Regions from separate parts of the Homo sapiens genome. Here region 2 is linked to region 1. Evidence: read pairs that join two places in POLR2A ChIA-PET (ENCODE). Cell type or tissue: PC-9. All regions are shown on one strand.

Region 1 (8,000 bases):
TATCAGACACCAGTACAGTATGTGAGGAACTCCCTGAGACTGTGTACAGTGCAGTAAACAGTTACCGTTGCCATCAGGGGTCAGGAGAAATCCCCTTCCTTAAAAGTACATTGACCCAGTACTATTTTTATATTTGTCTATTTGTATTGCAGTTGGAATTTCTGACTTGAACAGGTAGAAAGATGTTATTTACTTAAATATTAGATGAGAAGGTTTTAGAGCCATATGCCTCACTGAATTGGTATTATGCTTCCCTTAACACTGGTTGGAGATACTGTAGTAATATCACCTGTGACTTGAAAGTCCATAGTGTGCCTTTGACAATATGAGTATTTTCAGTTCTGGGAGAAAAAAAAAAAAAAGTAAGGTTCTAGACAAACCTCTTGCTTTTCTGAACCCTACCAATTAATGTAGCCATGGATTTATTTTTTAAGAACTTTGGTTTTGTGGCAAATCATAATTGTCTGTATAGCTAATAAAGATTCATTAACAGCATTATACATGAACTGCTTTGATTTGGAGGTGTTGGGACATACAGGCAGGAAAGAGGACAGAGCTCCCTGCCATACAGGATTTATTTTCTGGTGTGTTTATATAGTTGCGTATTTCTAAAACAGTCTCCAAATGAAGCAGTATAAGGGACAGAATTTCTCAGAGAGTGATTGTAGGACTGTTATAGGTCCTTAAATATTATTTTTTAAAGACGAAGGACAATAAAACTACTATTTTTGTTGACAAAAAAAAAATCAGTGTTACAACTTTGTGAACTCTTAGAAGTTTGATAACTTAAATGGTGATCTTTGAAGTTACCAGTGAGATATTACATGAAATATAGGAATTTACTTAAGATTTTTGAAATACTGAAAATAACTTACAGGCACTGAAATCATTTCAAGCTAGAGAACTGAATACCAAGCTGATAGTGCAAATCTTCTAGAAGATCCTCTGAAAAGCAAATGAGGAGGTACAAACAAAATTTTGATTAGCCTCAAAATTGGGAAGAATTTAATGTGGGCATATAAAAGTTAGTTTAAAAACAAAAATTTGCATGTGTGCTCTCGTGTGTGTGCACACATGTGTATGCTCATTTCTGTGTATTCATGTGCATGTTTGAGTATATATATCATATATATACATATATATGTACATATAATCTCCATCCCCAGAGAAATACCAGATAGCCTAATTTTCCTCTCATGGATATTATATTTTACTCTTTTAGACAGATGTTTATATATAATGAACACCATAGTCCTAAGAATTAATTGAGATTGGAACTATAGCCCACTTTGCAAAAACTGTAGATATTACTGCTGAGTGATAAATTCAAAATGGATCATTGGGTACAACTTCTACATCGGGACGGAGTGCACGTCCTTAACCTTTTACGGCCACATCAGCTTTTGTTGTCTTGTACATCCACAACACACTGTAGACAATCAGAATGCCTATATTGTCTTCAGTATTCAATGTGGACCAGCCACTTAAGTGATCACTAATACCTTATTTTCCCAATTCTTGCCACTTACTAATTGCCTGATAATATTACTTTTGGGGTATTAAAATATTATCTGTGATTGTTCATCTTTTACATACATTCAATGATGCTGGAATTGGGAGTTTGGCCTCATCACTTTGCCCATAATTGTACATAACATTGTCACGGAATATAATCAATCACCATAAGGGTAACAGTGTACCATCAGAGTTAGGAGTAAGATGTAGGCAGAGACCAGTTCTTTTGTGATTACAGAAGTTTTACTCTCCTCTGAGAATGACGCATGCAAGATAATCTTGTCAATATTATAAAGTGCTATTGAAGCAATATCTAAGCAATAAATCTTCATATAAGCTAATTTCATATTTATGTACACAGTGCTCAACATGTTAATACAAAGTATATAATACTTAGTGTCTTAGTTTAGCAGTAATGTTGAGCAGGTAAATGACATTTCAAGATAATACCATAAGTTACACTTTAATTTTAAAATAGTATTTTAAAAAATTTCCCAGAAATAAGATTATAAAATTATAAACCCTCCAGTGGAGTATAAAGAATTTAGAAATTTGAATTTTTGAACTTCATTTCCTGTTAGAGTGAAGTTAAGAATGTAGTTTTCTCATCACTGTTTGACATACAGATTGTGTTTGTGTGTGAAGGTAGTTACACCCTTCACAGACTTTTTAGCATTTCTTAATTTTTATCATTCATGTCAATTTAGATAAATGTAGATGCAGAAGTATTTTTCTACAGGAGAATTTATAAATAGTTTATTATCAATTTTTGGACGTGAGTACATAATTTTGCCACATAATAAGAAACTTAAATGTGTTCAGTAAAGAGTCCAGAAGCTTAAAGTGAAGATCTTTTAGGCATAGGAATTGTAGTCTTAAGCTATTCAGTCTCTTCCTAAATACTCTCAGCATAACTGACATTCACTTGTTTAATATCAGACAGTATCCTGTTCACAACCATTTCCTCTGGGCAGTCATTTGGACTGCTTTCCTTTCTGTTTTCTGGCATGTGCCATATTTTCTGCCTATGTTCTTTATTTTTAAGAATGGTCTTTCTAATGTGTTCAGTTACTGTCTGTTTACAGTATGTCTTCCAGGAGAACACATTCCATTTATAGTATCACTTTCAGCAAAAGAACTCAGCTCTCTTTTTATATATGACTTATTAATTAAAGCTCTAAGCACTGCTGTAAGTCATCTAGGTAATCGTCTTCATTTACAAAGTATAACTGTAAAATAAGGAGGTTGTTTTACAAATTACAAGTGAAAATTAGTCCCATTGCCTTATAGTCATATTCCCAATTTACTCTACTTTTGTCCCTGCGAGAAAGGCACCTGCTTTTCAGAATAGATTTGTATGACTCAAAGACAAACTGATTTTTTAATATGCCAATAATATGTAGTCGGTGCTTTAAATATTAGATATTTAATCTGTTTATTTAGCAATCCACATATCTCCTATACCAGAGCGGCAAACTTGGATAAAGCACAGGAACAAATATAAGATAAACATAACCTCTGTCTTTTTGGATTATATTCTTTCTGCATCAGTTATTATGTATATATGTAGTGAGCTCTATGATTGAAGATAAAAAATTTAATAAATAGAATAGTTCTTAGCTCTAGAGACTCACAGTCTACTGGGAGGGGCAATCATGTAAACTAATAAACTCATAAGCAAAGCATGATCAGCAGGGGTTCAGTGTGTGGAGGAACAAGACGTCTTGCAGGAGATAGCATTTCTGAGGCAGAGGGAGAGTTAAGGCATCAACATAAGTAACCTGATGCATTATGGAACATACTTAGTAAAATGAAACTATTGAAGAAACAAATGTTTATTAATAAATATTATTTCTTTAATAAAATAACCTTTCATTTGAACCCTACTTTATAATCTTCAAATTACTTTCATGTTCATTGTATAATTTTGCCCTTATAGCTACTCTGTGAGGAGAACATGAGACATGATCCACATTTTACAGGAAAGAAGACAAGAATAATGTATTTATGTGGTTTAAGGCCACTTAGTCATTGAAAGAGCTGTTGTTATTGCCCAGAATTACTGATTTTTTAACTAGAAGCTTTTTCTGCCATTCTGGGTTTTAAAAATATTTGGATTCTTACCACCACCATCAACAACCACCCCCAAATCAAACAAGTGTTACTTCATTGTTATATGTACACCTTTGCTTTAAAAAAATTCTTCTGGAATTCAAGAACCTGAATTAGAACTAAATCTAGAATAGATGTAGTAATTGTCTGCTGTGTGCCTCTCTTTTTGTTATATCCTCAGAGGCTCCCCTTTCTCTAAATCCTTTTCTGCTCCTAGTTTAATGGCAAAATACCTGCAGAGAAAAAAAATCCGACAGTGTAACATGGTAGCTAGAAGCTAGAGCTCTAGAATTAGGCTTTCTGGATTCAGATATTACCCATTGTGTATGCTTAGTCATTTACTTAAAACTTTCTGAGCCTTGCTTTTCTTGTCTCTGAAATGATGATAATAATAGGATATGTACCTCACAAGGTTGTGAAGATTAAACGAGTTAAAGCCCTCAAAATAGTGTCTCACACATCATAGGTCAGTAAATGGTGTTAATGTTGTTATTGTTGCTATTATTATTAAAGCATGCTAATGATAGTTCTTTTTATTTATCACTTCCAGCTATAAGCATAGAAAAGGAAGGGAATGAAAGTATTTTACTCTTTTCTTTTCCATTGCTAGGCCAAGGCCTGAGAGTGCAACCATTATTCCAATATAAGTAAGAGCCAGAGGTCTTCAAATGACCTTCAGTGATAACCTCTATTAAATTTCTCCAGACCACTAAGCTCTTAACTTTCTGATCTGTCATGAGAGGAGATGGGAAACAATTTTCAATATCCCTTATGCTGAACCTGTGTGCCCCTGAAGTAGCCTGCTTTTATTCATCCATTTCACTTCTAAATTGTGAAGCCCCACCTCTTAACCTCTCAATGGGAAATCATTTTCAGTGCAAACTGCTGAATCATACCTAGTTCCTCTCCAGCCTTCTTAACCCATGGCACCTCAGTTGGGCATAATAAAGACCTGGCTCTTGGCAAGTTGAATACAAAAGTTACCTCTCATTCCTTCTCTGCTGCAGTTCAGTTTCTAAACCACATAACTGGATTGCCCAGGAAAAGAAAATGTGGTAGTCGCGAGAACCAATTTATGCTAAGACAAGGAGGTGTATTTCACAGGGTGTGTCTGTTCATGACATCCATACCACTCTCACAGCATTTTTGCCAGCTGCCTTGGCACTATAAAAACAAGCAAGCAGGCTTGGAGTGCTATGTAAACCAATTGAAAAAAAAATAGAAACTAAGAGGTGATTAAGCAAGAAGTTAGGTGATAAACCCATTGCTCAGTCAGCAGGGTCTTATTGCGAAAGGTGAGCAACTTAACTCCAAAGGGAAACCCCATGTAAGATGAAAACATTTCAAGAGCTTCCTACTGCCAAGCCGCACAGCAATGAAACAGAATAGCTATGGAGATCTTTGGGCAGTATTGCCATGTGTACCCACGGTGATTTATGCTACATCGGACACCTGGGGAAACCCTGCTGCCCTAAGGCCTTGCATCCTCTGTGACTAAAGTGAGTAAGGACTCAATACTGGTTGAAACTGAAAGTTTGCTTCATTTTAACACAGCCTCTTCTTTAGTAGTACTCTGTGGTTTATTATTAAATATGTAATTCTCATGTTATGTTTATTCTTCAAAAGAATAAAAACGGACAAAAATTATTAACTCTAATAAATAGCACTCATTTCTCAGAAAATAAGTTCTTCAGAGAACTAATGAAAATCCCATCTAATAAACACTAATTGAGCATCAGTAGGTGTAGTAACAATATACTGCAACTGCTAAAATAACCACATGACAGTTTCAATGCAGAAATTACAAGTAGTAAAGCTTATCTCTACTTTGGTATATGCAAATAAAGTAAGATAAGCATTACTTCATCTCATTATTGTAGAATAAATTTCTTTTGTACATTGATAATTATAATAAAATTTAGATTACATGAATGAAAACAAATATGTTACTTTCTAACCCATCTTGTGAAATTACAGAAATTTTATATATTAGCAATCAATTGAAATGCCTATTTTTTCTTACAAGTAGTTGAAGTTAGTATCCTACCACAAGATAAAATGTTAATAGTTTCTCCTCTAAACCTGCATATGATTTTAGAATAATCACTATAAATCTAGAATGCACTGGGCATGTCTTTCCAAAGCTTAAAATAATTGGTGATAAAACAGCTCTTACAAAAGTTGACATTTAGGTCATACTTGCCTTTTTTGTTTTCTATGACATAAATATTATTTCTTTAATCCAAGAAATATTATTTCTTTAATAAAATAACCTTTCATTTGAACCCTACTTTATAATCTTCAAATTACTTTCATGTTCATTGTATAATTTTGCCCTTATAGCTACTCTGTGAGGAGAACATGAGACATGATCCACATTTTACAGGAAAGAAGACAAGAATAATGTATATATGTGGTTTAAGGCCACTTAGTCATTGAAAGAGCTGTTGTTATTGCCCAGAATTACTGATTTTTTAACTAGAAGCTTAATAATGGGTACATCATATTAGGCAAAAATCATCTGTTTTAAAACATCCAAAATATTTGTGGGATATAAAAATATCTGACATGATTCCTGCCCTCAAGGAATTTCTGCCCCCTCCTAAGAAAGAAGATAAGATTAACATATTGGAAAAGTAGCAAACAAAATATTATGCTATTGTGTTAAATTAAAAATTATGCAGAAATGTTCTTAGTATTTCATCAGGAGAGAGGTCATTTGAAATTGATGGAATAGAAGAAGGCCTGGGAAGATATACAGAACTGAAGCCAGGCAGTGGAGAATAGGTTGGGATTTAAATGAACAGATGGGGAAAGGCCATTCTGAGAAAAGGCCATTCCAGGCAAGGGTTACAACATAAAAGGCCACATGTTGTCACAGGACACCAAAGCAAGTGACCAGACTAGAGTGAATTACTGTGGGAGGAGCAGAGAGAAATATTAGATAGCTGATCAGTAGAGTATGATTGTTTATATTCTTTAAAAAGATTAGACTTGCCAAAAAAAAAAAAAGAGTTGTTTGGACATTAAGTAATGAAAGCACATAAACACAGACTCTGCTCTGAACTTCTATCTATGACATGAAAGAATGCACTATAAGGTGACTAGACAAGCTATTTTTAGGTGGCGCTGCTCCCAGAAATAGACATCATAATTTCTCTTCTGACAAAAGTAGGTTATTTTGTACCACAGTGCAGTCTGCATTCCTGAAAATTTCATGTAAACACTTTCAAAGAGGGATTCCTTCCATGAGAGGGAAAAATAGTCCCTTTGTATGTCTTAATTATGTAGAAAATAGTCATGTCTTTTTAAATAAAATGAAATAATTTATCTTGCTTTCTGGAAAAAATATGAAACAGGTAATTCTGTATGTTTCAATATATCTCATCAATTGCATATATTTAATTTATTGCTAATTAGTACTTGGTCCCTCAGTATTCCCCATTGTCATTGACATATACAACATATTAGCTTGAACATTGAGCTATGAGGTCAGGAGCTTTTGTGGGCCAGGTAGTTTGTTCTTAGTCTCTAGCTCCAGCCCACTGCCTTTCACGTTCACACTGAGAGTGGGGAGATCATCACTACCCAAAAGAAGTTCAAATAAATAAGTTAAACAAAGGAGAGCCACTGTCTCGTCATCACTATGACCTTGGATGCCACATCTGCACAAACAAAGCAATTTAAATTTTTAATGTGACTGTTTTCCCTGAAGTAAACTGGCATAGGCAAAATCCAGTAAATTCTTATTGAACTTACTTAGCTACAGTTGATGTCCTCTTATATTTGTGAAAATCTGAAACACAAGATAAATGTGAAATACAAGAATCGTATGGGGGAAGAAGTTATCTTTTTCTTTTTCTTTTTTCCTTAATTTACTTTTATCTGAAAATGTCTTTATTTTGCCTTATCATTGAAAGAGGCATTGAATCTTTCAATGGTTGGCAGGTTCTCCTCTACATCCTTCCAACCCCATCCTCCCCACCCTCATTCCCATTCCCCCAGCCCTGTCTCCCAGCACTTTTTCAGTATTTTAAAAAATATTTTAAATTGTAATAGCTTTAGGGGGTACAAATGGTTTTCGGCTACATGGATGAATTGTATCGTTAGCCTTTTTGTAACATCAGAAGGACAAAGTTTGAGGATAGCATGTAATAAGACATTAAGATCTGATTATAAGCCATTTTATTAAAGTTTTCCAGTATGTAACAGTTTAAAAAATTATAAAGTCATTCATCCCTATATTTCAAAAGTATAACTGCAATGCAAAACCTTTCATGAGTTAATTGGGCCACATGTCAGAAAGAGAGTTGAATTTCACAGTATGTGATCCTCTGTTTCATTTCAACTCATTTTAGATTTTCAGAGTCAAT
Region 2 (8,000 bases), 340 kb after region 1:
GGCTCAGGGCAGGTCTAGAAATAATGTCCAAGAGCCAAGGCCTGGAATCAGAGACTCCAAGATTGTGCTTGGCACTCTACCCAACTGTGGTCAAGCTGATTCCTAAGGTGCAAGGCAAAGTCCCCTTTAGTTTTCCCTCTGCTTTTCTCAAGCAGGAGTCTTACTGATATAGGAGTTAAGAGGAAACTACTTAGGCAGATAGTGAAGGTATGGGAGTCCTCAGTAAGGTTATCCTTTTTAATGAAGAGCAGCCCCCAAATCATTTTCTAATAAAGAGTAGCCTGTAAAACCAAGCTGCAGACATAGACAAGCAAGCTGGAAGCTTGCACGGGCGAATGCCAGCAGGAAAAAGCTACCTAGGACTTGACATGTTCAAAATGGTGACTCCATCTTCCCTTCCCTTTGCCAGTCACTTGTAGGAACAGACCAGATGGTGCCAGCCAAATAGTCCATTTGCATAATAAGATTAGGATGGGATGACTAGCCTTTCCCTTGTGCTATGTAAACATCACACCTGGTTGAACCAATCTGTGAGCCCTACATAAATCAGACGCCACCTCCCCAAGCCTGCCTATAAAATCTGCTGCAGTCACAGCTCTTCTCTTTTCAGATGCCTCTCTCCCAAAAGAGAGAGACCTGCTCTCCTCTCTCCTTTCTTCTCCCTATTAAGCTTTCTGCTCCCTAACACACTGTGTGTGTGTGTCCGTGTCGTTAATCTTCTCAGCACAAGATGACAAACCCTAGGTACTTACTCCAGACAATGATGCCACTTCATTACCATAGCCACCATAGTTGTGAATGTGCTGGGTCTCACCTGATGCCCAAATGTCTCGGAATCTCACCAAGACCCATGGCGTGCTACCTGTGTATCACTGCTGGTTATTCAGGGCCAAATGGCTCTTTAGTCAGCAGGTGATGGATACTGCCAAGACTGGGTCCTTTCCTTCAAGGAGGTGGTTTCCCTTCTGGCTCAGGGTGTATCTAGGAATGTTGTTCAGGAGCTAGGGCCTGGAATGGGGGCCTCACAACTCTGACCGGTGCCCTATCCTACTGTGACTGAGCTACTATACAAGATGAAAGACAAAAGTCCTCTGTACTCTTCCCTCTCCTCTCCTCAAGCAGAATGAAGGGGTTTCTTTTGGAGACTCATGCTGTGTTTCCTGGGGTTGGGGGAGGGGAGGTGCAAGCACTGCCTTAGCTGGCCTGGCCAGTGCCTTAGTAAGTCGAGTGCCCCCAAATTCCACTGGTTCAGAGCCCAGCTCAGAACTAGGGCTTGTAGTCTTTGTGGCCTAGATTGCCTTTCAATCTGGGGCCTGAGAACACTTCAGCCCATGGTGGTGAGGCTTGTGAGAAGCCGGAACTCAAGTTTCAACTTCTGGGTTGGGCAATTCCACTATGGCTCAGGCTGGTCTGAATGCTCCCTTGGTGGGCGGGCATCAGCGAAGTTCAGCCGGGTTTTGCTTTCTGCTCTGACAGGGCAGCACGAAGTTCAATGCAAAGTCTCACAATCGCTGAGCTAACCCTCTGCCAAAGGGCACAGATTTCTCTGCACCATGGGGCCACTGTGGAAAAGAGTGTGTGAGGAAAGAGGCGGGACAGGTGGCTTCAGCATTTCAAGATGGCCTCCTACTCTATTCATTGCCTCTTTCAGCAATATGAAATTAAAGCCAGGTACTGTGAGTACTCACCTGATTTGTAATTCTTATGAAGGTGTTTTTGATGTAGATAGTTGTCAAATTTAGTGTTCCTGTAGGGGCGACTATCAGCGATGACTTCTATTCCACCATTTTACTCTGCCCCTTTCCACCATGACTTCTATATGCATTAGTAAACTAAGAATTTTGTGTGACTCACTTTATTGAGATATTTTTATTATAGGGGTGGTCTGGAACCAAACCCACAATATCTCCAAGATATGCCTGTATATCCAGTGTAGTCAAGCTTACTATCATTATACTGCCCTGATTCTTTTTCTCATGTATTTTTCCCTCTTAGAGTCTTTTGCTGATTACTTTTGCCACCCCTGTGCTGGGTCCAGTACTTAAACGTGGACCAGGTACTGTGTAGCATTGCTGTGATAAGGTTCGGGTATGCAAAAAGATTTCTAAAGTTTAGGTCATAAATAGGAATAATCTTTTAAAAAAAGTCAGCAACATAATTTTTTGTTTTATATGAAATATAAAATCTTGCCCTTTGAGCCCTTTGGCTAGAGTCTTAGAAATAAGAAGTCACACCTGATACGGTGGAGACCTCATTTTCTGGCCCCCCATAATCCATTCACTTTTCTTTTGGTGATCACGTATCCCAATCTCTTTGATGAACCACCCTTCTTCTCTGAGGACAGGTGGTTTGAGTGAGACTGACACCAGTCAAGAATTTGGAGGTGGAGCACATGATCCTGGCCTATATCAATCGGTTTGTATTTTATTTGTATTTTTCCAGTGATTGGCATTTTGCCTGGTATGTACAAGGAATTCAACATAGATGTGTTGATTTTAGGTAGAGAGGAAGATGCATGTTCTGTACTAATAATATTCTGGTTAAAAAAGGAAAAAAATACATAAAGGAAAATAAATCAGCAAGATTAGCTTATTAAGAATGGATATAGGAAGTGTAATCACAAGACACTTTTACTTGTGCAATCATGAGTCCTGTTTATCTTACACTTGTTGACTTGGAGGCAAGTCTTTTTTAGTAAGCAACTCTTTCTTTCTCTTTTCATATCAGTGAGTCTAACCTTTTTTCTGCCTATTTTTCTACCAGTATGCCATTTCCTAACACTGAAACATCTCTCACTTTTCCTATGCTAAGCAGCATCTGTTCCTACCTTCTATGAGCCTCTGGCACACACTTCGTTGTGCCTTCTCAAAGGTCGGCTGTGGGGCATACACTAGGAAAACGCTGCTCCATTTAACTGGACCCTTATAAGGAGTAAACTCAAGTATTTGTGTGGTTATGGCAGTCACAATTAGCAGATAAGTAAGTCATCAGTTGGCTCATGTATTATTTAGGGCAGGTCTGAGTGCACAATTGAGAGTCTGTTCAGGTGAAACAAATGAACTATCATGTCGCCCTGCCTAAAATGTGAATTACTAACACCCAGTAAAATGGGTGACCTTGCAAATACTGATGCAATTAGGAAAATGTGCTTCTCCTTCCTGTAGGATTAAATGAACTCTGAGAATAAAAATTTTGTCCTTTGGAAATTGAAATGTGTGTGTGTGTGTTCCCAGGTACACTCCAACAGCTATCCACTGACCATAATACAATTAAACAGATGACTTCAAGAGGAGCAAACTGGAATAGCCTTTTCACAATCAGAGTGTTCTGTGGGATATGAGGTGCCAAGCAACACCTTGGGTGTCCTGCTGGAGGTCTAGGGTACTATGTCAAGCAGACAACTTAGTCTTGGGGAAGTATTCTATGAGGATAGTGAGCCTGAAGTAAGACCAGCATCTGTGAGCTTGTGTTTGTATTCCCTAAGGGTGGTAACTCTCAGAGAAGAGGTTAGAGGAAGGAGGGCTTTCTAGAAAGTTCAAACCTGAGTTCAGAAAAGAAGCTCAAGAGCAATGGATGCTCCTGAAGAGAATATCCTGACTGAAGAATCCCTAATTTCATGGTTTTTTTTATATTAGACTTTGGGAATATTTAGAGATTTTTCTTTAATTTTCTGTCATGGACACTCTAAATCCCTTCAGATGACCAAACCCATTAGGAAACTCTGATATACTTCAACGGCGTTGTGCGATATTGCTATGGTGACTGAAGAAATGGAATAGAAAAGGGGAGGATGTCTTCGGGGAGGAGATACATTATTTTTGAAGGGATTGTGTCTTGGAATTTCAGGTAATACCAAAAACAGATTAAGGAGATGGCAGAGCTGAGAGAAGTCAGAGTGGTGTATCATGTGGTAGAGCAAGTAGTGGTGGACAATACAACTTGCGAGAGAGATATTTCAACGCCTTTTCACTCCTTTCCAATCTAGAGGTTGTTGATACTCAAAAGGGAGGTGGGAAGAGAGCAAGGTGAATTACGCATAGATGGAGAAAACTAATGAAGTAAAAAAAAAAACCCTAATATTTCTTAATGCTAATAACTTTACATACATCATTATATTTAATCCTATACTCTGTGACATCATATCTCGATTTATTATGTGGTTGCATCTGGAAGACATGAAAAATGAAACAGGTAAATTGAATGGCTTGTCTCAAGTTCCACAATTAGAAAAAAATCTGAGCAAGGAGAGAAAAACCCAGGTCCATTTGATTCAAGTCCATATTCTTTTTTTAACATGTGTGATTATGATTTAGATTACTAAGAGATTTATAAATTATATTTGTAATTATAATTATATTTTATTTTTTGAGAGTTATACAGTTATAAATCTTATATTTGTAATTATATTTTATATTTTTAAGAGTGTCTTACACAGCTATAAATCTTGCATAAGTAATAATGGGACTTGTTAGTCAGATCTTTTACAGAAATAGGTTAATATTTATACAACTTAAAAAATAAATCAAAATTAATTTGATTTTCAAATTATTTACTCCCTCTACTGGTGACTTTTTGAAGTGATATAAGTGCAATAGATACGTAGAATGTGACCTCCCATAAGTATCTTTCTGCGCACGTGTGTATGTGTGTGTGTGTGTGTGTGTGTGTGTGTGTGAGAGAGAGAGAGAGAGAGAGAGAGACGGAGAGAGAGAGAGAGAGAGACAGAGAAATACATATGACTTATAAATATTTCTGGTGAAATGAATTAGGATGTAAAAATTCATCTTCCAGTGGGTAACTTGATGCCCCAGAAACTTTTACAAAAGGTAAAAGTTTTCCTGTGGCTTACTATGTTCACAATATAAGAATAATGTGTTTCTTTGATCTGTGCTGAATATTCTTTAGCAAAATCATAAAGGCCTTTTGTGAATGTAATTCTGTTTCATGCTAATACAAACACATAGATACAAGTTTTATAATCTTCTCTTTCATATTTCAACCTATGAACTGGGAATATTAGTGTAAGTTGGCAAGATACTCTTTCCATTTCCAATTTTGTAAGCATTTTAAATACAAATTGTAGAGAGATCTTATTAACACTTGTAGACTTTGCTTTCAGCCATGACAGACAGACAAGGACGTAGAGAAGAGGGCTAAAGCAATAAATTCTTTTTTTTTTTTTGCCTTTTGCAAACATTAATAATGTAAAGTTATGTAGAGCATTTCAGTTTAGCACCCATGTGCTGAATGACAGAATGGTAGTAATCTGTGTAGAAACTGTGACTTTGACTTTCACCAGATTTTTCATTTTTCCTTAGAAAAGTTTCAATTCTATAGTGAATTCAATTGTGATGCCTTTTGGCTATTTTAGATTTTGGAAACAAGCAGAGATTAGAATTCTTCCCAGTGAATCATAGTAAATGTTATAACCAAATAACAAAGTAGGAAATACAAATAGTTGCTATGGATAATTCAGGAAGTAGTTTTGCAAGATTATTAAAAGCTTAGATTTGAGTCAGGTAAACATGATTTGAATCCTGGATGGCCATCCATTAACTATTTATTTTACTTTTGGCAAGTTAATTAATTATATAGGTTTTAAGATGTTGAAATAATCTGATATATCTAAGTCCAGACTAGTAATTGGTGGACAGTAGTGCCCAATTACTATTCTCAATTATTACTAAAGAGAAATATAAATTTCATTAGTAAAGTAAATAAAGTTGAATAAAAATAACCATGATGTATATGATTTCACAAATTACAAAGTTTTGATTTTTAAAAAATGATGCTGGCAAGGGTGTAATAGATAGGTATCCCTACATATGAGGTATATGGTTCTTCTAAAAAGCAACATAAGAAAGAAAAATATCTTTTTCTTTGGTCTAACTACTATACTTGTAGTAATCTTTAAAAGATTAAAACCCGAGGCAGCCAAATATTTATAAAAGAGGATATTTGCAAAATGATTTACATTACAGAAATGTTGGCCAGGTGCGGTGGCTCACACCTATAATCCCAGCACTTTGGGAGGCCGAGGTGGGTAGATCACGAGGTCAGGAGATCGAGACCATCCTGGCTAACATGGTGAAACCCCCATCTCTACTGAAAATGCAAAAAATTAGCTGGGTGTGGTGGCGGGCACCTGTAGTCCCAGCTACTCAGGAGGCTGAGGCAGGAGAATGGTGTGAACCCAGAAGGCAGAGCTTTCAGTGAGCCGAGAGCCCGCCACTGCACTCCAGCCTGGGTGACAGAGTGAGACTTCGTCTCAACAACAACAACAACAAAAAAAAAAGAAATGTTGGACACAGCCTAAATATCTAATAAGAGAAGCATGTTAAATAAAATGTTGATATAACAGTAAAATGAGATAGTACACCGACATTACAATGATATTTGTGAAGATACTTTTAATGTGGTAGTTATAAGTGCATAGATACTTTTAAGGTGGTAGTTATAAGTGCATTAAATAGTACTTGGTCTGTGTGGACCAGATGGGTTGGAACATGTATCCCAAGTCTAAGCCTATCAGAAAAAAATGTTCCCTTGTCTTAAAGATTGTTTTAGGGGCGTGCACCAGATCTAAACATCTCTCATTAGAGTGTACCATTGATATTTTTCTAGAAATATTGGAAAAAATATTTTCTTTTATAAGAGCTTTGGAAAACAATATCTCTCTTTGAATACAGTGGTAAGAGGGTGTAAAGTCTGGAACTGATTCTAGTGGTTTGAGTTCCATACCATAAGGGAAGCTAATATGAGGAAAAGCCAAGTAAAGAAAGTAAATCTGAGAGAAGTGAAAGTAAATAAAACCAGAGCCCAGACGAACTTTTGGTGTGTGCTTGAATCTACTTCTCCTGCTGGATTTTTCAGTTCTATGGCCAATAATATCCTGGATTTTTTTCAGCCAGTTTGAATTGGGTTTACTGACCCTTGAAATATAATAAATTCTAAATGATATACACATGCTATAATACTAAGTCAGGAAGAAATGTGACTTGAAATGATAATATGCAATGTGTTCTCAATTGTGGAAAATACTTATTCACAGAAAACTCTAAAAATGTATAAAAATATTCCTACTTAATGACCATTATTTATTTTTTATTTTTTTACCCATTTTTCAAGTTTCACATTGGGTACCCATTACTTTCATTATCTAAAATATAATATTTATTTTTTCGATCCATATCTTAGGAGGCAAACTGGGCAAGTCATTTGGAATAATACATGAAGATTTGTTTTCAGCTACCAAGGCAATAAAATGCTCCTCTTGAAATAGCAAAAAAAAAAAAAAAACCTTTTGTAATTCATAAAAATCTTGGGGAATATTTATCTCAGTGAGTTAATCTAGCCTGTCTTCCATGCAAACCAGGAATAGGGAAGTTGTTCAGTTGCAGAATGAAATTGATAAATTATCTGTGGTATAATAAGGTACTCTTCAATTTCTACATCTTTATGGAGGATTACATGCAGCTAAGACAGAAACTTGTTCCCTGCCCCTGGAAAAGATGGGCATTGTCTCTTTCCTGGGGTTACTCAGCTTTAAAAAGTTAATTTTAATTGAAATTTTCACATGGTTTTAATAACAGGAAAATAGCCACTATTATAAATTAATAATAGTGATAATGTCACTATCATCAACTGTTTTTAGATTCAGTAATGGTTCCTTTGTACAGTAAAATGCAATAGGCTGATTTCTGATTAATGCATGGTTATCAAACTCAAATATTATTTTAAAAGTGAGCAACAGTAACAATTCTTCAAAATAAAATTGTAATAAAGAGTGTTGCCACAATGTCAAAATCCCACTGCCATAAACACCCACTATTTATCCAAGTGTTTCTGTGGCTTTGGCTGTTACATTAATTTCAGTATTGGTAGGCACTATAGAATTGTTCTCTCATCAAAGCAATGAGTGGAAAAGTACAATTATATATTCTCCAAGTCCTTATTTTTAGCGGATGCCACTTTTCTATTAGATTTGGGAGTGATATACC

What was found. Peaks named below come from ENCODE experiments on the same cell type or tissue, not always from the same donor. Only the 100,000 strongest peaks of a DNase experiment are listed, where the experiment ranks them.
Region 2: POLR2A ChIA-PET joins it to region 1 with 5 read pairs; 2 of 35 experiments call an interaction of 5 or more read pairs at or near these places.

The regions. Positions count from the first base shown.
Region 1 is chr10:52,252,496-52,260,495 of GRCh38, forward strand. All of the region lies in intron 10 of PRKG1 (protein kinase cGMP-dependent 1), which reads left to right. LOC124902425 (a long non-coding RNA gene) reads right to left here and starts at 1,022. Exons shown (of 2, transcript XR_007062145.1): 1 at 876-1,022. In PC-9, no CTCF peak of the experiment used is centred here; a DNase peak (open chromatin) is centred at 4,946; H3K4me3 peaks cover 1,000 bases; H3K27ac peaks cover 2,084 bases.
Region 2 is chr10:52,590,868-52,598,867 of GRCh38, forward strand. The region is part of intron 1 of LOC105378305 (a long non-coding RNA gene); the gene reads right to left. Among named protein-coding and RNA genes, the nearest start is that of LNCAROD, 120 kb to the left of the region's middle. In PC-9, CTCF peaks have their summits at 4,582 (motif pointing left) and 4,781; no DNase peak of the experiment used is centred here; H3K4me3 peaks cover 365 bases.